4 separate regions of the Mus musculus genome follow, and regions 1, 3 and 4 are each linked to region 2. Evidence: chromatin loops called from intact Hi-C (ENCODE). Cell type or tissue: heart. All regions are shown on one strand. Links, peaks and the distances in the headings refer to the core of each region. The heading gives the core; the rest is flanking DNA. Region 1 has its middle 3.5 kb from the start of Rraga. Region 2 holds the start of Rps6 (ribosomal protein S6). Region 3 has its middle 49 kb from the start of Acer2. Region 4 holds the start of Haus6 (HAUS augmin-like complex, subunit 6).

Evidence for each region. Peaks named below come from ENCODE experiments on the same cell type or tissue, not always from the same donor. Only the 100,000 strongest peaks of a DNase experiment are listed, where the experiment ranks them.
Region 1: it touches region 2 in a loop (3-fold over the local background); 9 of 42 quality-filtered maps call a loop at or near these places.
Region 3: it touches region 2 in a loop (5-fold over the local background); 6 of 42 quality-filtered maps call a loop at or near these places.
Region 4: a loop joins it to region 2, with 2.9 times the contacts of the local background. A loop is called at or near these places in 5 of 42 quality-filtered maps.

The regions. Positions count from the first base shown.
Region 1 is chr4:86,568,763-86,575,600 of GRCm38, forward strand. No RefSeq gene overlaps it. Among named protein-coding and RNA genes, the nearest start is that of Rraga, 3.5 kb to the right of the region's middle. In heart, for the core only: a CTCF peak has its summit at 5,708 (motif pointing right); no DNase peak of the experiment used is centred there; H3K4me3 peaks cover 464 bases; H3K27ac peaks cover 518 bases.
Region 2 is chr4:86,853,563-86,861,410 of GRCm38, forward strand. It overlaps Rps6 (ribosomal protein S6), which reads right to left and starts at 3,805. Exons shown (of 5, transcript NM_009096.3): 1 at 3,759-3,805; 2 at 3,166-3,297; 3 at 2,584-2,794; 4 at 2,305-2,451; 5 at 537-1,393. The coding sequence starts at 3,764. The coding sequence ends at 1,140. In heart, for the core only: a CTCF peak has its summit at 3,616; a DNase peak (open chromatin) is centred at 3,859; H3K4me3 peaks cover 2,500 bases; H3K27ac peaks cover 2,231 bases.
Region 3 is chr4:86,922,267-86,924,766 of GRCm38, forward strand. It overlaps a transcript of Acer2 not described here. Among named protein-coding and RNA genes, the nearest start is that of Acer2, 49 kb to the left of the region's middle. In heart, for the core only: no CTCF peak of the experiment used is centred there; no DNase peak of the experiment used is centred there.
Region 4 is chr4:86,610,689-86,617,883 of GRCm38, forward strand. Haus6 (HAUS augmin-like complex, subunit 6) reads right to left here and starts at 1,367. Exons shown (of 17, transcript NM_173400.3): 1 at 998-1,367. The coding sequence starts at 1,125. In heart, for the core only: a CTCF peak has its summit at 1,267; a DNase peak (open chromatin) is centred at 1,423; H3K4me3 peaks cover 2,266 bases; H3K27ac peaks cover 1,466 bases.

The DNA of each region.
Region 1 (6,838 bases), core at 4,170-6,669, 280 kb before region 2:
ATTTGATGCCTCTGGCCTCCCCAGACACCTACACTCACATGCACATTCATGTCTGCATGTCTACATGCGCGCACACACACACACACACACACACACACACTTAAAATTAAGATAGAAGAAATAAAATCAGATGCATATATCTAAGGCAGTAACAAAAATTATGTAAAATGAAGACATAATTTCTTCAAAATTTGACTCTACAGCAGTGACATCTAATGAGAGTGAGTTGGGTGAAGTCCCAGAGTGAGAGCACAGCAGGACTTCCATGCCTCCACCGCAGAGCTCAGCCCCAGGTGTGACATGGGGCCCTGAGGGCTCCAGGAAAATACCATTGTGTCTATATCTGGAACTTGACTTTGTCAAGTAGCTCTGTGTGCTTTTGCTTTCTCGGACTCCCATTACACGTAGAAACTGATGGCCCTGCGTATACTAGCAAATGATTTAAGGAATTTTGCAAATGATGTGATATTCATCACATGACTGAAATCCCTAACAATCCACAGGGTCAGGCTATTGTAGAATGGCATCATCAAACACTTAAATGGCAAATCTTAAAAATGGAAAAAAGACGCATACACCCACCCAAGTCCCCACGTGCGGGGCCACATTTAGCTGTGCTTACTTTAAGCTTTTCACTTTAAAACATAAGACTTCTGCTGCTACCCCAAACCATTTTTCCCTAATGGAGACACAACCAAAAGTGTTTGTTAAGTGGGAAGATGTAGAAACTAATCAATGGAAAGACCTGATGTTCTTCTAACATCAGAGTGAGGTTATGCTTCCAGAAAATGAGTGAAGCCCCAGTGTTCCTGCTCTGATGCATTGGACATGGGCATCCAATGAAGCGTCTGAAGGTAGACAACAAACCAAGAAAAGATGCCCTAAGAGGAACAGAAAGCTGGTGACTTAGGGAGACATCAAAACCAACTCATCAAGCCGAGGCCTTGGCGAGGCAAGAACACTATATTACTGACCCAAAAGTGATGCTGATTATACTAATTCTCAGCTTGTCAGTGCAGAATCCAAATACTTTTTGTCAGGGGGCTAGGGAGGTGTAATAAAGGCATGCCTGGAATAGGAAACAGTATGATGTTTTCCCATACTAAGGATTATTTTTAGTATTTTTTTATGGCCAGTCCCAGGAATGATTACTGGAACACTGAGAGGTCTCAAAGATGGCCTGTATGGTTAGTAAAACTACCATTATTGCAGCAAAAATATGAGCAGAAATTAATCAAGAGATTAATTTGGGATTATTCGTATATTCCCAGTCCAAGGAGTGGCACTATTAGAAAGTGTGGCCTTGTTGGAGTAGGTATTTCACTGTGGGTGTGGGCTTTAAGACACTCATCCTAGCTGCCAAGAAGCCAGTCTTTCACTAGCACCTTCAGATGAAGATGTAGAACTCTCCTCCTGTACCATGCCTGCCTGGATACTGCTATGCCCCCACCTTGATGATAATGGACTAAACCTCTGAACCTGTAAGCCAGCCCCAATTAAATGTTGTCCTTTAAAAGACTTGCCTTGGTCATAGTGTCTGTTCACAGCAGTAAAACCCTAACTAAGACATTGTTGCTCAAGCACAATCTTGGTTGTTAGCCGTTTCCTGTGTGTGCTGCTTAAATGTGTCAGATTTCTCTCATACTATGGGTGATCAAATTAATGATCTTCACAGGAAGATAAAATCTCTTTAAGTGACTTTGAATGGTATCTTAGTCAGGGTTTCTATTCCTGGACAAAACATCATGACCAAGAAGCAATTGGGGGAAAAGGGTTTATTCAGCTTACATTTCCACATTGCTGTTCATCACTGAAGGAAGTCAGGACTGGAACTCAAGCAGGTCAGGAAGCAGGAGCTGATGCAGAGGCCAAGGAGGGATGTTACTTACTGGCTTGCTTCCCCTGGCTTGCTTAGCCTGCTCTTATATAAAACCCAAGACCACCAGCCCAGAGATGGTTCCACCCACAAGTGGCCCGTCCCCCTTGGTCACTAATTGAGAAAATGCCCCACAGCTGGATCTCATGGAGGCACTTCCCCAACTGAAGCTCCTTTCTCTGTGATAACTTCAGCCTGTGTCAAGTTGACACACAAAACCAGCCAGTACAAATGATTATCATGGTTAAGATGGCTTTCCCCTTTCCTTAGTCCTCAGTTAGCTAGGCTTACAATTCTGTTATACTGGTCTATATTAGTTAGATTAGCCATGAAGCAATACATTGAACCTTGGCCTCTATTACAGTCACATTTTTTTTCTTTAAAAAAATAAAGGGGATGGTATATTGGAGGCATGGGGGCTATTGTGCTCACAGATTAGCAATAGGGGAACCAGGAGTGTTAAACACACAGGGTTGTTCATTCAAAGAAAGGAATGTAAAAACCTGTTATCAGCCCAGAAGGCCAGGAGCAGGTGTGGTTAACAGTCGGGTGAGCTTTGGGGTAGCTATGCAGTCAAGGCCACATCCGATCCTCCTCCTGGAACTTATCAGGAGCTTGTCAATCTATACAACCTATCTTTATGGAAAGTGTCAGTTAGAGTGAATCTGTAGAATTCATCTTTATTGAAGATGTCACATGTTGCTTCCAGAGTTCCAATGTAGTCATGTTGAACACTTTATTGTTCACTCAGGAGTAGGTTATCACCAGGAAAGTTTACAAGAAAATTTTCAGTCCTTCAAAATGCCTACAATGAGCTATTCAGGGTCTGATTCCCAAAGTCTGAACAAATACCGGCTACACAGCAATGTTGAAGGAAACCACCTCTCGCACCCCACCAGTTATTACTCTGCTAGCCATGGTGGTTACAGCGATACCCCAAAAGATGGAACTCAAAATAGTGACTGTATGCATGTTCCAAGACGCAAACAAACAGCTGTGTGAAATAAGAAAGATAATGGGTATGAAAGGAATTCAACAGAGGGAGAAAGGTTGAAGAAAAACTGATCTCAAATCTGGAAGTGAAAAAGCATAATAGATCAAATAAACTCTGTGGAAAGAATCAGCAAGAATGGACGGGGGATGGGGAGGACAGAATATCTTGAAGACAAGATGGAGAAAGCAGAACAAAATCTAACAAAGACAAAGAAAAAAAATAAGAAGACTCCAATGGCAATTCCAATATACATATGACATTTGGAAAAGGCCAAATTTGTTAGATTATCAGCATTGAAGAAACAGAAGAATCTCATTCTAGAGACATGAAAAGTGTTTTCAAGGGAACCAAGCAGGAAAAAAAAAATCCCAGATTTAGGAAAGGAGATGCCAGTCCAGACACACAAGGCATTTACAACACCACACAGACAGATCAGAAAAGAGACTCCTCTCACCATATGACAACTAAACTACTTGGGACTGGGAGTTCAGGAGTTATCAGTTGTAGCTGGCCTTCTGGTTATTTTAGTGGGATCTTTTTCTTACCATCTTTCTTTACCCCAATCCCTTCCAACCCCCCAACTAGAAAACAAAAATCCTCACTACAATTAGTATTCCTCATTCCTCTAGAGGAGTCAAGTTTGGTTTCCAGCACCTAGCTAAGGTGGCTCTCCACTGCCTGTAACCTTGGTTCAGAATTCAGTGCCTTCTCTGATGCACAAGTGGTGTACACTCACACAGATGGACAGGCAGACACACACACACACACACACACACACACACACACACATCTGACAAAATTAAAACACTAAATGTTCAGAACAAAGGCTATTGAACTTTCAGATCTGTGCTTACTTGGGAGTACATGTCAAACTCAGGAAGCTAAAAAGGGCCATGTAGGGGTGAGGGCTCTTCATGGGTGAGGGTATATAGAATACATACAATAGGAAAATAGAGGGGGGAGAATACTGGAGGCTAAAACTTTAAGCAGTGATTGGGTCGGGGTACAGCATGAGGGAGGAGTTTGTTAACCAAAACAAAGGATCTAAGGAAAGCATTTATGAAGACCCACTATGTGTAGGCTAATTAAAATGTGCGTGTAACTTTAAACACAGGTACCCAGCATGGGTAGTCAAAACTTCCCCCAGAAGATGTGTGTTATTAAACAAAAACTCAGTTCCAGACCTGGGATCAGGGTCAGAAAGGCCCCAGAGGCTCCCCAAACAACACTGGTGATTGCGGTTGCTCTTGGTTACTGACCATAACTAGATAGTAAGACACTATTGCTCGAGACAGAATATATTTTGGTTGCAGAGCATAAAGACATCAAACTAGGGGCAGGGGAGGGGGCATCGAGCTGGAACAGACCTAAAGCCTTCCTCCCTGCTGGCGAGTTTTCGTGTGCCAGAGGGTACTAACTAAGCAGACTGCAGGGGAAGTCGTCAGTGATACTACCCAGTGGTGAACCCTGAAGGCTATAACACCAACCTGCCATGCCCACTGGTACAATAGCAACACAAAGGTTATGAGGTAACCAACTGCTTTTGCATTGGATCTGAAGCCTGTTGCAAAGGAGAGAATTCATGTCTGGTACTGTAAACTTGAGGAACCTACAAGTTATCTTGCTAAATGGGCATGCCCAACTCCCTTCTAAATATTTATGTTTACATATAGATTAGTTCTGTCCTCAGCCTCAACCAGAGCAGATTCTCTGTAGTGGGCAGCAATTAGTGCAGAGACTCATAACTGGTCAAAGAACTGAGAGTGACTACTGAATGGCCAGCCCTAAGTAAGACATCTATTTCAACATACATGCACGTGCACATGCACACGCACACACACTAACTAAATAATGCATAAAAGGGAGCAATGGCTTGTAAATGTATCTTTTCTACTCCTATTGTCATCCCCAAGGCTTACTGTCTCTGTCTGCTAACCTAGGCCAGGTCCTAGAAGCTTCTAGCTTCCATACAATCTAATCTAGGGCTAGAATGTTTCCTGCCTGTGAGACTTACTGCTGAATAAGCTCACCTTTTCCTGTTCTGATCTCTGGCTGGCTGGTCAACTCAGCTGTTCTGGCTCAAACTCCTCTCCAAACTGACTGATTCAATCTGGCTTCTCTCTCTCGGCCTTTTCTTAATTGCTCTGCTTGGCCTCATACTGATTTTGGCAATCTGTTCTAATCTTCTGACTCCTTCTCAGTCTCTGGCTCCTCTGCCTTCCCCTGTGTTTAGCTTGCTCTCTCTTTTCAACCTTTTCTCTTTGTAACTGTCCTGGTAGATTCTCTCTTTCTCTCTCTCTCTCTCTCTCTCTCTCTCTGTGTGTGTGTGTGTGTGTGTGTGTGTGCTGCTATTGGTTATGTAACCTCTTTCCCCTCTCCTCTTGAGAGCTGGGTGTAGCCTATTCTGTCAAATCTTTCTCTGATTTGTTACTTTGTCTGCCACTCAATTAGACATAACTTTCAAACAAGGTGCTTTCTTCTACAAACTAACTTTACCTTCACTGTTTGGGATTAAAAGTGTGTTCTAAGGGCATATCTGTATTCTAACCAGAGGAATTAAAGGTGTGTGCTATGACTGAGCCACATCACAACTAGAAATCGTTTTTTTGTTTTTGTTTGTCTTTTAGTAAACAATACACTCTCAGGGTTCAGTGTGATCAAATATCCTGCAACAATGATTACTTTTAAATTGTCTTTTTTTATGTATATGAGTACACTGTAGCTACACAGATGCTTGTGAGCCTTCATGTGGTTGTTAGGAATTGAATTCTGGACCTCTGCTCACTCCAGCCCAGAGATTTATTATTATAGATAAGTACACTGTTGCTGTCTTCAGACACACCAGAAGAGGGCATCAGATCTCATTACGGGGTGGTTGTGAGCCACTATGTGGTTACTGGGATTAGAACTCAGGACCTTCAGAAGAGCAGTCAGTGCTCTTACCCGCTTAGCCATCTTGCCAGCCCACTTTTGAATTTTCTTGCATATTGTAAACATTATTTATGTAAATTCATATTTTGCCTGTGTGTCTATGCATCATATGCATGCAGTGCCCACAGAGGTTGAAAGAAGGCATCATCCCCTGGACTGAAGTTACAGTTTCAAGGAGTCACAGTGGTGCTGGGAAGCAAACCCAGGTTCTCTGGAAGAGCAGTGTGTGTGTGTGTGTGTGTGTGTGTGTGTGCACCATATCTGTGCGGGAGACCATGGCTTAAATGATAAGCTATGTCTCTAGCCCCAACATCCAATTTTTGAATGAATAAGTGAGAAAATGTCTTCATTGGTACAGTGTAGTATACAACCTGGAAAGGGCTTTACAATAAGGATGCAGTGTCCTAATTTAGGAATATGACGTGCCCTGGTAATTCTACTGACTCAGCCTCAACTTACTGGATGACACTGCTTATCTCTTCTTAAAGGCTTGAGGCCATGTGGCCTATGGCTAAGTGAGCAGACCTTCTAAGGCACTCAGACTCGTTAACCCCCTCAGGTTTGAAAACAGTTGTTCACACGGTAACCGTGAGGACGAAGCTATTGCATGGTGTTCCATATTACCCTCTACTCGAGTTTTGGATTCTAATTACACATTCTCAAGCTGAGGTAAAAAGAACAAGGAATCAGGATGTCTCCCTGGTAAGGAACTGCCTAGCCCTGGGCAATTAGTTTTTCGAAATCTCTTTCTGCTGGTTTTCATTTGTCATCCCCGCTCCTCTACCTGCCTGATTGTCAAGCCTACAGCACTATTATCTCTCTGAGGTGATAATGGCAGTGGGCGTGTGAGGACTTTTGGCCACGCGGGGGCAGCATTCTCCCTCCCAGGTTCACTCGACCCCTTCTGCAAAGACCCAGGGCAACCCAAGCAGAACAAAACCCCAGCGTGGGCTCGCCCTTTCATTTTAACTCGCTGTGCGCTAGATTGCAATGGAAGAAGCAGTTTCTTAGAATTCCAAGGGTCTCAAAGGAGTAGC
Region 2 (7,848 bases), core at 2,448-4,947:
GGACAAAACCAAGATGTGAAAATCCCACACTGAATGAACATTGTTTGTTAACACTAGCAGGGTTAGGAGTTCTGATATTCACAGCTCCCAGAATCAGAATGTCCTTCAACAATGATCAGTGTTATGTTGGACTTAATACTGGTTTCAGTCATCAGATCTTAGCATAGGACAGAATAACGGAGCCACCAATGGCAGTGATCCAGTGTACCTGGAATGTTTTACAAAAAGGCTCTCGTTTGAGTACAGGTGATATTTGTATAGTAAAACCTGTGCACTAAAAGGAGGTGGCTTTGTTCCTGGTAGCCTGCAGCCTTTTCTTTTAGCATACCTGTTAATACCCAAGTTAATGTGTTAACTCTTCTGCCAGAAAAAAAAAAATCTTAGATTAGAATTCCTTTAATCCCAGTACTCAGGAGGCAGAGACAGGCAGATCTGAGTTGCAGCCGGTGTGGTCTACTGAATGCCACAATAACCTAAATTAAACCAAGAGACCGTCTTGGAACACCCCTACCCCAAAACAAAAATCAAGAGCAGGTCCTTGGAAGGGTATTTCTCATTTTACTGTCTGCAGCACATTTGTGAATAGTCATGTGTAACAAAAAACACGGTGGAGAAAACCTGTCTTCGCTACACAGGCTAACTTGTGATACACACCAAAACTACCTTCACACCTAAGCGGGTGCATACAAATCAGTACCAGTGACTGGGAAGCATGACTGAGGCCTAGGTTTAATCCCTTCCACTACCATTCACCAAGAATGCAGCCACTGCCACTGTAGGGGCAGGGAGGCTGGTAGCGCATGGCTGATACCTTTTGGGACAGAAGTTAATCTTTTTAGCAAGTTTCAAAGGCACAGTGTGTTTTTTACTTTAAAGGCTGTGTTTCTTTAATTATTAATCTTAGTAAAGGCCTCTTCTATGCCATCCTACATTTTAATGGTCTCCAAATGTTATTTATTTACCTTGGGGTAGAAGCTCGATACATATTAATTTGAAAATAATCACTCTCCCCATATTCTAGCAGTCCTATAGATGTATTCCTTCTTCTGTCTCATCTTTCCCATCATTTATCTAGTTACACTATTAATGAAAGCCAATGAAAGATTCAAGGTCATTATTTATTTGTTGCTCTTAAAGACTCATTTTTGACTGGACTCAGACTTAGAAGTAGAAGCTCTCAGTGAGGACAGCCTACGTCTCTTGGCAATCTGTTCCTGGCGCTTTTCTTTGGCTTCCTTCATTCTCTTGGCCAAAAGTTTAGCGTATTCTGCAGCCTCCTCCTTGTTCTTCTTAGTGCGTTGCTTCTTCAGAGCAATACGTCGGCGTTTGTGTTGCAGGACACGAGGAGTAACAAGTCGCTGAATCTTGGGTGCTTTGGTCCTGGGCTTCTTACCTAAAAATCCAGATGAGCAATCACTTCTCAGCACCCATGCTGGATGACTATGCAGTGGTGTAACTCAAGCCAGGCACACCTAAGGCCCCATTCAACCCCCACCATTCATCCAAGGCCTGTGTTGTCCTCAAAACCTTTTTTTAAAGTATTACTCTGACCCTATGGTCTGCATTCTTTTTCATTTATGCTTGAATCCTACTTTTAGATGGACTCTGCCTACTATTAGAACTTTTAAAATTTGTTTTAGCCTTTTGAATTTACACTTACTCCACATTACAGGTCTCTTTAGGAACAGAAACTTGCTGTCATCTCAGCTCATGGACCCTTGTAAATAAGCTGGGATAGTCAAGTTCTGCTACAGGTCAGCCACTCTGTCCATGAGGGGAAATGGACCATTTTTAAACCTCTTGTCAACTGAGTTACACGTTTCCTTTAGTACCACTCTAATTAGTACATGTACAAGTCCACAGTCCTGAGTTATTTGTATCTCACATACAAGCCATGTCCTACAGACACAGTAACATCGTGTACCTGATGCTGTACTCTTCATTAATGAGTATGCTGCCTAACACATAGTATTTTTTCTTACGTTTAAGTGTTTTTCCTGACTTCCATAATCTATGTCCCAGAGGTGACAAATACGAGAGCCAGTCATCAGTAAGTCCAAAACACCAGCTTAGAACCCGGTCTCTCCAAAATCCTCTCCTGCAAGTTGTCCTCTAGCCCCTACATATACATCAAGTGCTTTAAAGGATTTTCAAATGTATTAAAATGAGAATGCCTTCGTAATCTCAGAATCCTGGCCATTCCTAACCCCAAAGCCATGAACATAAAGTCTGGTAAGCCAGACTCCGGGCTGGCAAGCAAAGCTGCAGCAGTAGCACAATACACCCCCCCCCCAAATCCATTACCTTCTTTGTTTAAGGGCTTCCTGACAACATACTGGCGGACATCATCTTCTTTGGAGAGATTAAAAAGCTTGCGGATTCTACTAGCCCTTTTAGGTCCCAACCGACGAGGCACAGTAGTGTCTGTCAGTCCAGGAATATCCTTCTCTCCTTAAAGAAACAATCAAAATAGAGACATTAAATGTTTATCACTTGGGAAACAACTTCTTGGGCCAATGCCCACTACCTAGGAGGCAGATCTCTCTCAATAAACAAGCAAGCAAGCTTCAACAAAAGCCTCACCTTTCTTTACAATGACCAAGTTGAGAACACTGAGATTAGCGTCCACAATGCATCCACGAACAGACTTGCGCTTCCTCTCTCCAGTTCTCCTTGGCCTGTAACAGGAATGCCCCTTACTCAACAGCAGGCGCACTCTGCCATGGGTCAGAACACCTTGCTTCATGGGAAAACCTTGCTTGTCATTCCCACCGCTGATCCGGACCACATAACCCTGCGTTGAACATAAAATAACAACATTTTACTAGTTCAGTTCCAACCTACTAAGTGCAGGTTCTTAACCTCTTAGGTTCAACACCCGACTAGGGAGAATAACTGAGACCAATTTCAACCACTCACGTTTTGTCTCCGTTTCCAACTAAGGTAAACTAGCCATCTCTCTCCTTTTGACTTACCCTGACTACCCCGGTTTTACTAGCATGAACATGAAAGGCTTTTTTTAAGACCCTGAATTCCGTACGGCAAGCAAGAAAGAAGCATGTCCTTTCGGCCCATTTCCCCAAACTTGGTTCTATTAATGAAACTTAACCCAAAACAGCCCTTGCGCTCGCCAAGCTGGGACATGGATGCCGGTAACAACCTTACCTTCCACTCTTCACCAAGAGCATCAGCGGCTACTTCCGTGGCCATGCGCTTCTCATAGAAGGTGCGGAGCTTGCGCTCGTCATCCACCTCGATGAGCTTCTGACAGCCGGTGGCGGGGAAGGAGATGTTCAGCTACAGTTTTAAAGGGGGACAAGAGAGAACCTTAGGGACCCAAGCCGGGCCGACAACGCAGGGCGTCCGAGGCTCGGATCCCACGCCCGGCAAAGCGCCGCATCCACGGGACATTTTACAGGAGCTCTGTGGGATGCTGAGGACGCCGGGCGACCCTCAAGACCTCCGCTAGCAGAGTGGCGAGGGCTCGAGAGCCGCAAGGCTGCCAGCCGCGAGCGGGGCTTCGGGACCGCGCGTGCCGGGCCCGGAGCCGGGCGCCGCTATGGCGCTACGTCCACCGCGGCGGCGCTGCAATCGCCCGCCATCCGCTCTCCCAGAGCGTCCCAGGGCCGCCAAAACGAGTTCCCTCCCGCCTCGGATCCTTCTCCACTTAGTGCGGGACTTATGCGAGCCTGGGACCGAGGCCGTGCCGCACGCTCGGGCTCGGGCGGCCTCACTCGGCCCTGGCCGGGGACGCCTACCTTCATCTTGACACAGCCGAGCGCCTGGGAGGCGTCACGAAAAAGAGGCCCGACTTCCGCTTAACCCAGGGCACATAGCGCTCTAAGTTCTCGCGAGAACAGCCGGCGGAAGTGACTTTAGAGGGGCGTTACTTCCGGGCGTAGATTAACTAGACTATGGAGAGGCCGGTTTGCAGCGAGCTGTCATTTTAGCTTCCTGGACCTTCCTGGTGACGGGGTCTGTCGTTTATCACCGGGGTTAGCCGCTTCCAGACTGGTCTACTGAGGAGCCGAATCTCCGTTTGCGACCCTGGTTTCTAGTAGTACCTAAAATGGGAAAGCACGACCGGAATTGTCGCCCTGGCTGTCAGGTCCCTCATCCGTACAGAAGATTTCCAATCCGGGATCTTGTCCTGATCCCAGCGATTGAGTGGCTCCTGTAGTCGCCGGACCGCAGAGGCTAAGCAGTCACGTTTACCCAGCACAGACATCTATCGTATGCCTCAGAGTCTTGAGCCTCTCTGCTTTCGCTCTTCTTCTGCCAAAATTGTCCCTTTTGTGGCTGGGCTGGGGGTGACAACTCAGATTGGAAATTGAGCCTCGGGGCTCATCACTGAGCGGCACCGTCGTTGTCAGCTCTTTTTTCAAAACACAAATTAACACCATTTCCATGCTTGTTTACTGCAGTCACACACAGTTCTGTTCAAACTCGTCTTTTGTTTTTCTGAGACTGTCTTTGTATAAAACCCTGGCTGTTCTGAAAGTCTCTATGTACATCATACCCATCTGCTCACCACTGTCACCAATTTCTGTCTCTAAAATTTTGAGTAAGTCCATCATGTGATGGAATCAAATGGAAGTTGTCTTTTTATAACTGGCTGGCTTCACTGAGTGCAGTCTTCAAGTTTATATTTTTCTTCCTTTTAAAGGCGCGTGTGTGTGTGTGTGTGTGCGCGCGCGTGCGCGCGCGCGCGATCACATTTTGTGTGTTGATTTTCTTGTTGAACATTTTTGTTGCTTTATACAATATCCTTGGAAGTATGGCTGCCTGCCTCTGCCCTCAGACATCAGAAGGGGTCTGATCCCTTTGAATTGGAGTTACAGATGGTTGTCAGCTGCCATGAAGGTTCTGGGAATTGAATGCTGGTCCTCTGGAAGCCCAGCTACTAGTCTTAACCACTGAGATGTCTCTCCAGACCCTGTGACCTATTTTTAAATTTTGGATTGTTAGACCTGCCATTGGTGATGCCTGCTTCTAACCCTGGCACTATGGAAACAGGCAGGACGGCTGTCACAAGTTCTTGCCAGCTTGGACTATATAGTAAATTCCAGGGTAGGCAGAAATACACAGTGAGAGCCTGAATCAAACATGCACACAAGTGAGAGAGGGGTTGGAGGAGCTTGCATGTGATACTGAGGTATCTGAAGGCAGGCTTTCACCTTGCAGCCCAGGCTGATGTCAAACTCCACGGTGTTGCTGGGGGATGACTCCTGATCCTGGAGCTTTCACCTCTCAAGTGCTGAGATTATCATAGGCCTGTGCCACCGCAATCTGATCTTAAAGACTGGTCCCTGTTTATTTTAGTTCTTGTATTAGGTCAGTGGTCCACTTGGAGTTTTGTTTTTTAAACCAAGTCTTACTGTGTTGCCTAGGCTGGCCTCTTGGCCTCTGTACTTGAACAGTCCTTTTACAGCCTTCCAAGTGGCTGGAACTACAACACATGCCATTGAAATCTGCACAGTGGTCATGCTCATATGTCTCTCCAACAGTAGACTCGCCTCCTCCTTTCCCATGTAGGTATGTAGTTGTTCCGGCAGTGCATGTGATGGGAGCGCTCTCCACACACTTGACCTGACCCTTTGGTTTGTTATGGCTGTCCAGTGCCAGGTCACACTAGTTTTGTTTTTGTTTTTTGAGACAGGGTTTCTCTGTTTAATCCTGGCTGTCCTGGAACTCACTCTGAAGACTAGGCTGGCCTTGAACTCAGAAATCCACCTGCCTCTCCCTCTCAAGTGCTGGGATTAAAGGCGTGTGCCACCACTGCCTGGCCATACTGTTTTGATTACCATAATTTTGTAAGATTCCTAGAATGGGCCTTGTAATGCTAACACTCACAAGGAGAGATGGGAGAGTTGTGAATTCCAGGGCAGCGTCCACAACCTAGCAAGAGCTCATCACCACAAACACACACACACACAATTATTTGCCTATAAATTAATGCCAGGGTCACATGGGGGAGACCCTGTCTTAAAACAGATGAGCAAGGTGGTGCACACCTTTAATCTTAGCATTCGGGAGGCGAAGCAGGCAGATCTCTGTGAGTTAGATAGGATCTGGAACTTGGGGCACACCTGTCCCCCAGACCTTGGTTTCTAAATTCTATGACCTATTCAGAAAAACAAGCATTCTGTTGCAAATTTCACTGACTCCAGATCTTTGGCAGATAGATAACAAAGTAAATGTAGAATATTTGTTCCAGAAAGAAAGTAATATCTCAAAAACCAATGGACTTGTGTTAGCAGGTTAAAGGGGTAAAGGTTTCTTACTCTAGATGTGAAGAAAGCCATGCTACAAATCTAAAATGCATGCTGTTCTATATAACAGATGGCTTGAACTTTTAAGAATTTGCATCATGTCTTGGTTGTATACTTCTGCCATGATAGTAGCACTTAGATGAGGCAGGAAGCTGAGGAGTGTGAGGTGAGTCTTAGCTACACGGCGCATTTGAGGGCTTGTCTCAACAATTCTATGAAGTGTTGGTCTCATGGACACCTGTGGATACCGAAGTCCATGGATGCTCCAGTTCCTTTGTAAAATAGCATGATATTGAGTACTGCTCACATCTGACTTCCTGTGTACCACCTAGAACAGTATACATGCTATGCAAATAGTTGTTTTATGCTATTTTTATAAGAGTAATGACTATAAAAAGTCTACAAATGTTCACTGTGTGCAGGTTTTTCCTCAAATATTCAAGATTATTGTATCTAGAAATGCAGATTCCATAGATACAAAAGAAACAGCAACCAGGGAGGTGGTGCATACCTGTATTCTAGGATTTCAGGGAGCTTCCGCAGGAGGATCAGTAAGTAGTTCAAGGCCAGCCTCAACTATAAAATGCATTGAGGCCATCCTGGACTAGCTGTGGATCAAACCAACCAGTCAGCCATGTTGGGTTCCTGTTTTGAATTCCAGTATTTGGGAAATTAAGAAAGGAGGATCATGAGTTCGAAGCCAGCCTAATCTACATAGTAAGTTCCAGAGTAGCCTGGGCTAACTAAAGTTGTAGGAGAGGAAATGGGTTCTAGTGTTTCAGAAAGCTGTTTGCTTTCTAGCCCAGTCTTGGACACACACACACACACACACACACACACACACACACACACACACACACAGAGAGAGAGAGAGAGAGAGAGAGAGAGAGAGAGAGAGAGAGAGAGAGAGAGAGATACAGAGAATCATTTTAAACACAGAAGTTCAACTTAAAAGACAATCTCTACTTCTTTTCCCTTTTTCATTCATTTGTATATTTATTCATTTTACATCCAGATCAAAGTTCCCTTCCTCTCATCCCAGTCTCACCCTCCCCTTCTCAGAGAAGGTGGCACACCCTTTGGGCACCACCCTACCCTGGGACACCAAGTTGCAGCAAGACTAAGTGCATCTTCTCCCACTGAGGCCCAACCAGGCTGTCTACCTAGGGGAAGGGGAACCAATGACAGGCAACAGTCAGAGACAGCACTTGCTCCAATTGTTAGGGGACCCACATGAAGACCAAGCTGCACATCTGCTACAAATAAGTAGAGGGTCTAGGTCTAGTTCCTGCATGTTCCCTGGTTGGTGGCCCAGGCTCTGTGAGCCCCCGTGGGCCTAGGTTAGTGAACTGTAGGTCTTTATGTGGTATCCTTGATCCCTCTAGTTTGCTCAACATCATCTCCAACTCTTCCACAAGACTCCCTGGGCTCTGCCTGATGTTTGGCTATGGGTCTCTGCATCTGTTTCCATCCATTGCTGGATGAAGCCTCTCAGGAGACAGTTATGTTAGGTTCCTGTATGCAAGCACAGCAGAGCATCGCTGATAGTGTCAAGGAGTTGGCTCTCTCCCATGGG
Region 3 (2,500 bases), core at 1-2,500, 66 kb after region 2:
TAAAACAAAGACCAAATATTTATCTATCTAATCTAATCTAATCTATCATCTATCTATCTATCATCTATTTATCTATCATCTATTTCTTGATTTTTTTCAAACACATTTGAAACTTTCACGGCCCAAGAGCTATGTGGGTAGACTTATTATTAAAGGGACTTTTCTGTGGCAGGGTCTTCTTGCCATCACTGCCTGTGTGGCCTCTGGCAGTTAGCTTGACCTTACTTGACAGTCCTCACCCACTATAGTCACAAACCATAGTCTGTTTGTGAGATGTATAGGAGTCACTGTAATAAATTCCTAGGTCTAATTTCTAGGCTCCAGTCCAGCCCATTTGGTGTGGGCCTCAACTGCATTTGTGCAATAGACAGGCAGTCCTGATGAAGCAGGAACCTCAGAATTGCCTCTGTTCTCTTTGACTGTGTTCTGTGAGATAAACCGGGCTGTGGTGCAAACAAAACAACAACAACAACAACAACAACAACAACAACAACAAAATGCCCAAAACCTGTCAGTCAGTGACTGTGGTGGTAGGACCTGCATCTACCTACTTATTATTACTAACTTTCTGTGACGGTCATTTCAATTTAAGGTTAAATTCGGTGACCAGACTTCCTCTGGCTAATAGGGAGAGACACTGGCAGCCTTGGAGTCTTTTGATGTCTGAGGAGGCCTTCTCTCTATGGCAATGTCCCTGCATGTGATTTCCCGAAGGAATGATGTGCCTAGGAGCTACACCTCCTGTCCCCACAATAAGGAACCACTCTATGCAAGACTAAGCCAGGATCTGGTTTTGAAACTGAACTTGATCCTGAAAAGAGGATCGCCAGTCTCTTTCGATGCTCGGTAGTGTGAACAGAACCTAGGGAAGGTGAGGGCTCTGTGTTCAGGAGACGGTACAGAGTGAACCCCAGGATATCCTTGTAAGTCCCAGGCCAGCTAGTGAGAGCTTGTTTGGAAGTGGGGAAAAAAGGGAAAGAATTAAGAGAAGAAGAAGAAATAGGAGAGGAGGAAGGGAAGGAACAAGGAGGAGGAGAAGAAGACGAAGAAAGGGATGAAACCCAAAGATACTCACTGCATTAAGGTGCCAATATGAGGGGCTGGTGAGAGGGCTCAGTGGGTAAAGGCACTTGCTGTTAAGTCCACTGACCAGAGTTCAATCTCCAGCATCCATGCGGTAAAAGAAAGACTCCTGTAGGTTATTTTCTAACCTTCTCATGTGTACACACACATGCACACACACCAACAGCAACAACAAACAAATAAAAGGTAATTTTAAAAGAAGACTCTAACACAAGCCTGAACAGTCCAAACAAAGTAAAGTGAGTCTGTCAGAGGCCCCTGTGCTCCCAGGTCCATGCCATTGCAGAACTCCTCACAACTGTTAGGATGCAGGATCAACCAAGTGCGGAGGGGGCTGCCCACTCAGGGTGGGCAGGAAAGAGGCTGAGAGGAGAGGGCCAGGGACAATGCACCTTTCCAGGGTGCAGGATCAGTGACACTTCCTCTGGCTGGACTCCGCCTTCCAGTTTGCACCACCTCCCCAAAGGGCTACCAAATTATGAATCTATCCATGTGTTAGTTCATTGATGAAGTCAGAGCCCTTGTGAGCCAATCACTTCCCCAAATCCCATCTGTCTGCAGCCAAGCTTTCAACAAAGGAGCTTTCAGCTCAAACCATAACAATGGTTCTCCACACTGACAGCTATTCTTCTCCCGTTCTTTGAGACACTGGTCTAGTTTTTTTGTGTTTGTTTGTTTTTGTTTTGTTTTTAGCTTCAATTTACAGAACATGCGATATTTGTTTTTATGTGCCTGGCTTATTTCACTTAATGACCTCTAGCTCAACTGCCACAAATTCCAAGACTTCATTCTTTCATGTGGCTGAATAATATTCTCTTACATTTATTTTCCACGGGTGCTTCTATCAGCTGATGCCCTGAGTGAGAGCCAGTGGGTCACCAGTAATCTGTCTCCCTTTTGTTTCTCAAGCAGTTTGTCCCAGCTACAGAGAGATGAACGCAGGGTGGGGTTGGGGATAGCAGAGGTAGGTAGCTGTATACTAGAGAGACTTCTAATGTCTATGGCTCAGCGTGGTGAGGATAATTTACATCAATGTAATGTACATTTCAGGAAGAACTGGGAGAGAGGAATTCTCAGGCCCCTAGCACAAAGAATATTAGCTGGTCACTGGGATGGGAGTGGTAGAGATGTGGTTGTGTCGTTACACGGCATATGCATGCATTATCTTGGTGTGCTTGATAAATATGTACAGTTATTAGGTATCATTAAGAAGGAGTCGATATTACATCTAAAGACTTTCAAGTACTAAATAAGGCTTGGGAGGGCAGGCTAGGGTGTTTTGAACAAAAAGGGACCTTAATTTTCTGCAAGACTTCTCTCCAGGTTTACTGTTAGATTGTCCTTATCATGGGTTGTGGTACTGGATTTGACATATATTGTGTTTCATACTGTTGAATTTTTCTATAGTTTAAAATAC
Region 4 (7,195 bases), core at 1-2,500, 250 kb before region 2:
AGGCTGGTATCTGAGTTCAAGGCTAGCCTGTCCACAAAAAGAGGTCCAGAAGCCTTGTCTTGAAAAATAAACAAACAAACAAAAACAAAAATCAAACAAAAGACAAAATTCATTGAGACTGGAGAGATGTCTCAGGTTACTAACAGTGTCTGCGCCTCCAAAAAGACACGGGTTCAATTCCCAGAATCCACATGGCAGATCTAAACTGTAACTCCAGTCCCAGAAGATCTGACAACCTCACACAAGACATACAAGCAAGCAAAACAGCAATCTGGAGGAGCAAGGCGATGGAATTAAAATCCCAGCACACCTCCCATTACTACAGAGAGGGGGGTTTTGTCTCAAAATAAAAATAATAGTAGCCGGGCGGTGGTGGCGCACGCCTTTAATCCCAGCACTTGGGAGGCAGAGGCAGACGGATTTCTGAGTTCAAGGCCAGCCTGGTCTACAAAGTGAGTTCCAGGACAGCCAGGGCTATACAGAGAAACCCTGTCTCGAAAAAAAAAAATAGTAATAATGGTGATGATGGTGATATAGTAATAATAGAATCATTCTTTCCATTAAATTATAAGGAGGAAAGGGGGCCTGAAACCGGAAGCTCGTGTCTAAAGTATACAAATATAAACAAAGTATTTCTTTTTGTGATCGCAACCATAACTGAAGTGGCAAAGGAAAGGGTATCGGCTTTTGATTTTCATTCCCACACATTATTATGTTTTTGCTAGCTGTAACATGTTTTAGTTCGGATTCAAAGTTTAAACCCACAGTTAACTACTTATAAGATGTTTGCATATATAGTTCCCCGACGCCTCCCACCAACTACAGACCACGAAGGCAGGGTTAAGCGGGCCCGCCGTTGTGCCTCAACTGCAGAGCACGCCTCTAAAGCGTCCCGCACCCGCATCCCTTACACTGGTGACGACCAGTCCCCCACCACAGGGTTCTGCCGCCAGTGACTGGACGCCAAGGACCGCGCCACCGCCCCAGATCTCCTTACTCTCCAAGGTGCGCGTGCGGCACCATCTTCCCGCCGAACGTGATGCTGGAGCTCGGATCCAAGCCCAGCGCCTGCAGGTACATCCAGAGATGCTGCTTCTCGAAAGCGGAGTCCCGGGCCGAGCTCATGCTTTCCACGGGCAGGGCGACTGTGACGGAGGAAAACGAAGGCACCGAAGCCGTGAGGACCCTTGGACCCCTCCTACAGGCATCCCGGGGTGACGACAACCCCTCTGCGGCGGCCGCCCGCTGCCTCCTCTCCGAGAGCCATCCCACCACAAAAGGCCGAACGCGCCCAGAAAAACAGACAGTGACTGCAGCGCTCCACGCAAACCAAGACTCCCGCGCTTGCGGAAGACTACACTGCGCAGGCGCAGGCGCAGTCCCGACTTCCGGGACTGGTCTTCCTAAGAGGACTCAATCTCCCACCATGCAATGCATCCCTGTCTCCGGGCACATGAAGTCCCTGAGAGAAACTATAAGACCCACAAAGCATTGCGTGACCAGCCAATTGCCCCAAGGTCCGGAAACCGGGTGTTTTCTAGAGCCCTCCCGGCCTTAGTTCCGGATTCTTTGCGTTTTAGGTTTCTGTTGCTCGGGTTGTGATTGCTGTTCAGTAAAAGCTACATTGTAGCTCCTTATAGTGAGTGATGCAGGTGTATGGCCCTAAACAAATCATCTTTTCCTTTATTTTAAGACAGGGTCTTGTCCGGTGGAGGCAGCGGTGTACTCCTTTAATCCCAGTACTCAGAGGAGAAGAACTTTGTTAGTTCGAGAACACTACTGATTTCCGGGACAGCCAGAGCTACACAAAGAAACCCTGTCTCGAAATAAAACAAAGCAAAACCAAAAAGGCAGGATCTTGCTATGTAGCTCTAACTTTATGTAGCGCAGTCTGGCGTCGAAGACTGTACCTGCCTTCCTACTATATGAATTAATGGGCAAGAGTCACAGGGGCCGATGGAGTTGTTCATTGATCACCTCATCTAGAGTGCTTGGCAAAATTTTTATTATCAAATGTTTCTTTGGTCGTGGAGGTTGCAAGTCGAGATTTCTTTTAGCCTCCTCTGGCCTTGAACTCCCTTCCCAAAGGAAGATGACCCTGAATTCCTAATTCTGGAATGCTCTCCATCTTTGTGGGAGGCACCACCAGCCATACTTCAACTTGCTGTACTAGAAATCTGTCTCTCACCGGGCAGCACTTGGGAGGAGAAGACAGGCGGATTTCTGAGTTGCAGGCCAGCCTGGTCTACAGAGTGAGTTCCAGGACAGCCAGAGCTATTCAGAGAAACCCTATCTCGAATAACAACTACAACAAAGTCTGTCTCTCTGCTGAGTGTCAGGAGTCATAATGGGACAAGCATCATCCTGAAGTGGTCTACTTCGGATTATTAGATGACCTGCGACAGGTGCACCCTTATTAAGCAAGGCTGTAAGGAATTCATTTTAGGGAAGATTCCTGCTATTAATATTGCTTTTCCTGTTATTATTAAAAATATATAACAATCACTAAGTAGTAGCACACCCCTTTGGAGCAGATCTCTGCAGATCCATGAAGATGTATTGTCTTGTAGTGATGCCATATAGACAAATAGATGACTTAAGTCATCATGATGATCCTATAAGAATTCCTAAAATTTTATCTGTGATTATTAAGCTCATTTTTACTGGGACTCCTATTAAGTCGTTTTTGATAGTCAAAACTGCAATGAGAACTCGGCCAATTTTCCACATGTTACCAGTTCTTAGATGGTAACCAGATTTTCTCCTATTCAGAGCACATTCCAAGAGGTGATAAAACAATTAACCAAAAGTCATATAAAGGGAACTAATGATTTATTATAGGTGCTAGGACAGAAGATAAAATATTGACTGGGTTTATCTATACAAAACTTCACTAATAACTTAGTTATGGTTTTAAACCTTCAGTGAACCTGTGGAGCTGAGACAGGTGATGGATGTTTAGCCAGAAAATTATTCCTAATGGATACGAATGTAGACATTCTCTATTGTAAACTTCTATTTCAATTTATGATTTGATTTTTTGTGTGAACTTTGTGATCATGTATTCTGAAAGATGTATAGGTACTGAAGACAAATGAGAAAGAAGAATTTTTTAAAGCCTTTCCCCACTTAGACTAGAATTTTTTGCCTTTCCCCCCTTAGAAGAATTTTTCCCTTTTCCTTTTCCCACTTAGGATCTTTTCGCTTTTCCCCTTAGATGGCTTCCATAGGAAACTTTTTACAACTTAGTAATAAATGCTATAATAACTTTTCTAAGTGTCCCTTTTTCTTCCTGTGACTTCTGACTAGCAGGCTGAAAGTTAGAGCCCAGCAGTTCCTGCCGAGATGGAACAAAGGCACATTGTTTAATCCTCTGCTGTTAGGCTACAGTTATTAATCACCTAAACCAGCAGTCTTTTACCCTCAGAAGGACGTTTTAGAAGTTATCATCAGCATTTCAGTACAGTTAGAGAGCTAGAAAGCCCCAAGACCTCAGACTTTAAAGCCATCACCAGAGTCCTACTCTATGACTCCACCACTACACTCTCCAGGCTAGGAGGCTCCCTTCACCTAAGTATACAGCTTCCCCTTCCAGCACCCTGAACTTCTGGCTATTCTTTCTCGAACATCCCTTGTATAACAAGTCCTTCGAGGTAGGGAACTATCATATTTCACATTACCATATCAAGCAGTTATTGCCTCCTGACTTACTAAAAGCACCAGTTCCTGTAAAATTAAGTTCCTGTAGTTTGCAAGGAGGCCATCTGTAAGCTTTCCAAAGCACCAGAGTTCATTCTAAGATCTGACATTGCTCACAGGAAGTTTTGGTGTTTGATTATTATCCACATAGGTGACTTTTTAAATATCCCAGCCTCTCAGTTAACTGACCTTGTTTAAGTCTGTCTTCCATTCTGCTCATGGTATAAAACCCTTTATGTTGTCAATTTTGCTCTAACACTTCCATAATCTCAACCTCCTAACCTTGAAGCCCAACCCCTCCACATCTCATATATTCACACATGAATTTGTGGAACTACACAGATGTACAGGATTCAATTTGCTGGATTTGTTATCCATATAAATATTCAAATTATCCTTTATTTGGACAATGAGGACTTACTCAAATTTCCAAGAAATTGAAGGCTCATTTTGGGCAGTTCCTGTGCAGACCTGAAATCAGCCATTTCTTCCAGAACCCCTGCTTTAGTGAGAAATCATACTTTGTGACCATGACCTGGGCAAAAAGGACATTCATAGTTACTAAAATATGTATTTATATTTTAGTTTATAGAATATATTTAGCTACTTAATACTTGATACTGTTTTGTGACCAGCAATGTTTTGTGCCACTAACCTCACAAATTCAGTTGTTGATATAATCTTTTCGTGCATTGTGTGAAGGTTGTCTTTGTATATTCAAATATTGAATGCTGTACCAGCAGATAGCTGAGTACTGTCCACATTTTGGTTTTGTTATTCTTACAAATTATCACCTACCCCAATATTTTGTAATACCTTCCTCACTTACTAGTTGATTTAATAAAAATATGAAAGTCAATAGCTGCCAGGAGAGGAAAGGCAGAACTTCTTAGCAGAGAGAGAGTTTCTGGGAGAAGAACCAGATGTGGGGATTCACCAGCATGACATGGGATTGAAGGAGAAAGACAGGAAAAGGGCCATATGGAGGGACAGAGGCCAGGATTTGGTGGAGTATAATAGCTGAGAAACTGCCCAGCTATAGTACCTAGGCTTTTAAAAACAGCAAGTCTCCATTTCCTTATTCCATCCACTGGAAGTCCAGAGAAAGTCCTGCTATATTCAGTGTCTTAATCTTTATAGTAAATCCAGCACTGAGGCAAGTTAAGAAGGTTTTTTTGTTTTTGTTTTTGTTTTTGTTTTTGTTTTTGTTTTTTTAATTTTAAGAGGACCTGGGAAGGGGAAAGAACCATACACTTTAGGATCTAGTTTTGTGTTTCCTGATGACTGAGTCAACAAGTATCAAGGCAACTGCTAGAACCCAAATTGCCTGCAAAGGAAGTGCTTGTTTTCATGAACACAGCTCAATGAGAAGGTTTGGGTGTGTGGAGATACCGTTTCATTATGTATTCCTAGCCTATGTAGAACTCACTACGGAAACCAGCCTGGCCTTGAACTCCCAAAGATGTGCCTGCCTCTGCCTCCCGAATGTACCTGGCTTAAATGAGAATATTTAAACCACAAACTACAGTTACTTAAGACTAGCAAGACTGTGGCCTTGAGTTTAAATACATTAGCACTCTTTTGCTGCCCTTAAACCTAAACAATGCACTTCCAAAAAGAGACAATTTCGTGTGCAAAAGAAACTTTGTTGATGGTGTTATCTTTCTTGAGACAGAGACTCCTGTAAAATAGCATGGTCTCAAATTCACTATGTAGTAGAGGCTGGCCTTGGACTCTGATCCTCCTGCCTCCTACCTCTCAAAACCTTCAGAGTTCTAGGATTAAAGATATGCAACACCAGGCCCAACTGGAAAAATTTCAAGATAGGAAAAGTAAGTAAAGAACCTCTAGTACTTTTTACTTAATTTTTAAATTTCTCTTGATCTTAAAACCTTTTTGTAAATTACATCCTCTGAGCACAGTGACATAGAAGGCCATGGAGTCACACACTTGAGCATTTCCTCTAGATGTGGTGGTGATGGCTTTAACCCCAGCACTCAGGAGGCAGAGGCAGGAGAATCTCTGAATTCGAAGCCAGCCTGTTCTAAGTAGTGAGTTCCAGGACAGCCAGGGCTACACAGGGAAACCCTGTCTCAAAAAAAAAAAAAAAAAAAAAAAGAATGTCCTAAGAAAGAGAAATTAGCAATGTTCAGGTTTTTTGTTTTTGTTTTTGTTTTTCGAGACAGGGTTTCTCTGTGTAGCCCTGGCTGTCCTGGAACTCACTCTGTAGACTAGGCTGGCCTCAAACTCAGAAATCCGCCTGCCTCTGCCTCCCGAGTGCTGGGATTAAAGGCGTGCACCGCCACGCCAGGCTGCAATGTTCAGTTTTTAAAAAGGCTCTCTGGTCCACTTTTATGCTACCCAATTTCTATATTTTTATTACGTGTGTGTGTGAGAACAGTTTGCGAGAGTCACTCTATCGTGTAGGTTCTAAAGAGTCACATTCAGATCACCAGGTTTGGCAGGGAGCCCTTTACCCGTTAAGCCATCTCACTGACCTACAGCCAAACGTTATTGTAAAGGCATTTCAGCAATTAAACATTAAGGAATTGTATGAAATGACACAGTGTGCAGAACAGGATCTCTTACAAAGGGTCATGTCATTTACTACTGAGATCAAGCAGCCAAACAGGAGGAGATGAACGTTTACTAAAGCCACAGGGAGAAAACACAGGCAAACATTTAGTATGTGTTTACATATTATGTTTTCAATAAAATATGTTATTTTGATCATTCTGAGACAGGATTTTGCTAAGTATCTCTGTCTGTCTGTCTGTCTGTCTGTCTGTCTGTCTGTCTGTCATGATTCAGTGTAACTCAAGCTGGGCTTACTTTTTAGTTTTCCAGATCTTAATCTGGCTTTGAACTTGCTGTGTAACTGAGGCTCATCTTGAACTCCTGATATTCTAGCTCCACTTCCTACATGCTGAGATTACAGATGGGAGCCACATATATGCCTCATTCAAGCCATGATTTTGATATGTAACTCAGCAACACTAAATATGTTCACAATGTCGTCCAACTATCACCATCATTCACTACAGAGACTTTTCTCAGTCACGTAAAATATCTTGTCTGTTTATGGCACAGGGTAAAACAGTAGCTCCTTGATCCATTTCTTCATTTCTGCCCTTTTATTTGAGGGTAGTTTTTGTTGTTGTTGCTGTTAGTTGATTTGGCTGTTAGAACATTTGCTTTCCCCTAATATTTTCTTTTTGGCTGGAGCCATCCAGTCTACACTACTGTATTTCACAGCTCCCTTTTTACCTCCCTGTGTGTTGAAGGTGGAACCCAGGGCCTTTGAACTCGCTAACCACAAGCTTACCAATGAGCTACACCCCTGGCCCCTTGAGATGACTATTTTAAAGTTTTGTTTGAGGCAGGGTTACTTAGCCCAATCTGGCTTTAAGCTTACCATTGTCTTGGCCTCTGCCTCCTGAGGGTTGTATATCAAAATTAGAAAAGAAATTGCTATTTCAGTTCCTAGACAAGTCCT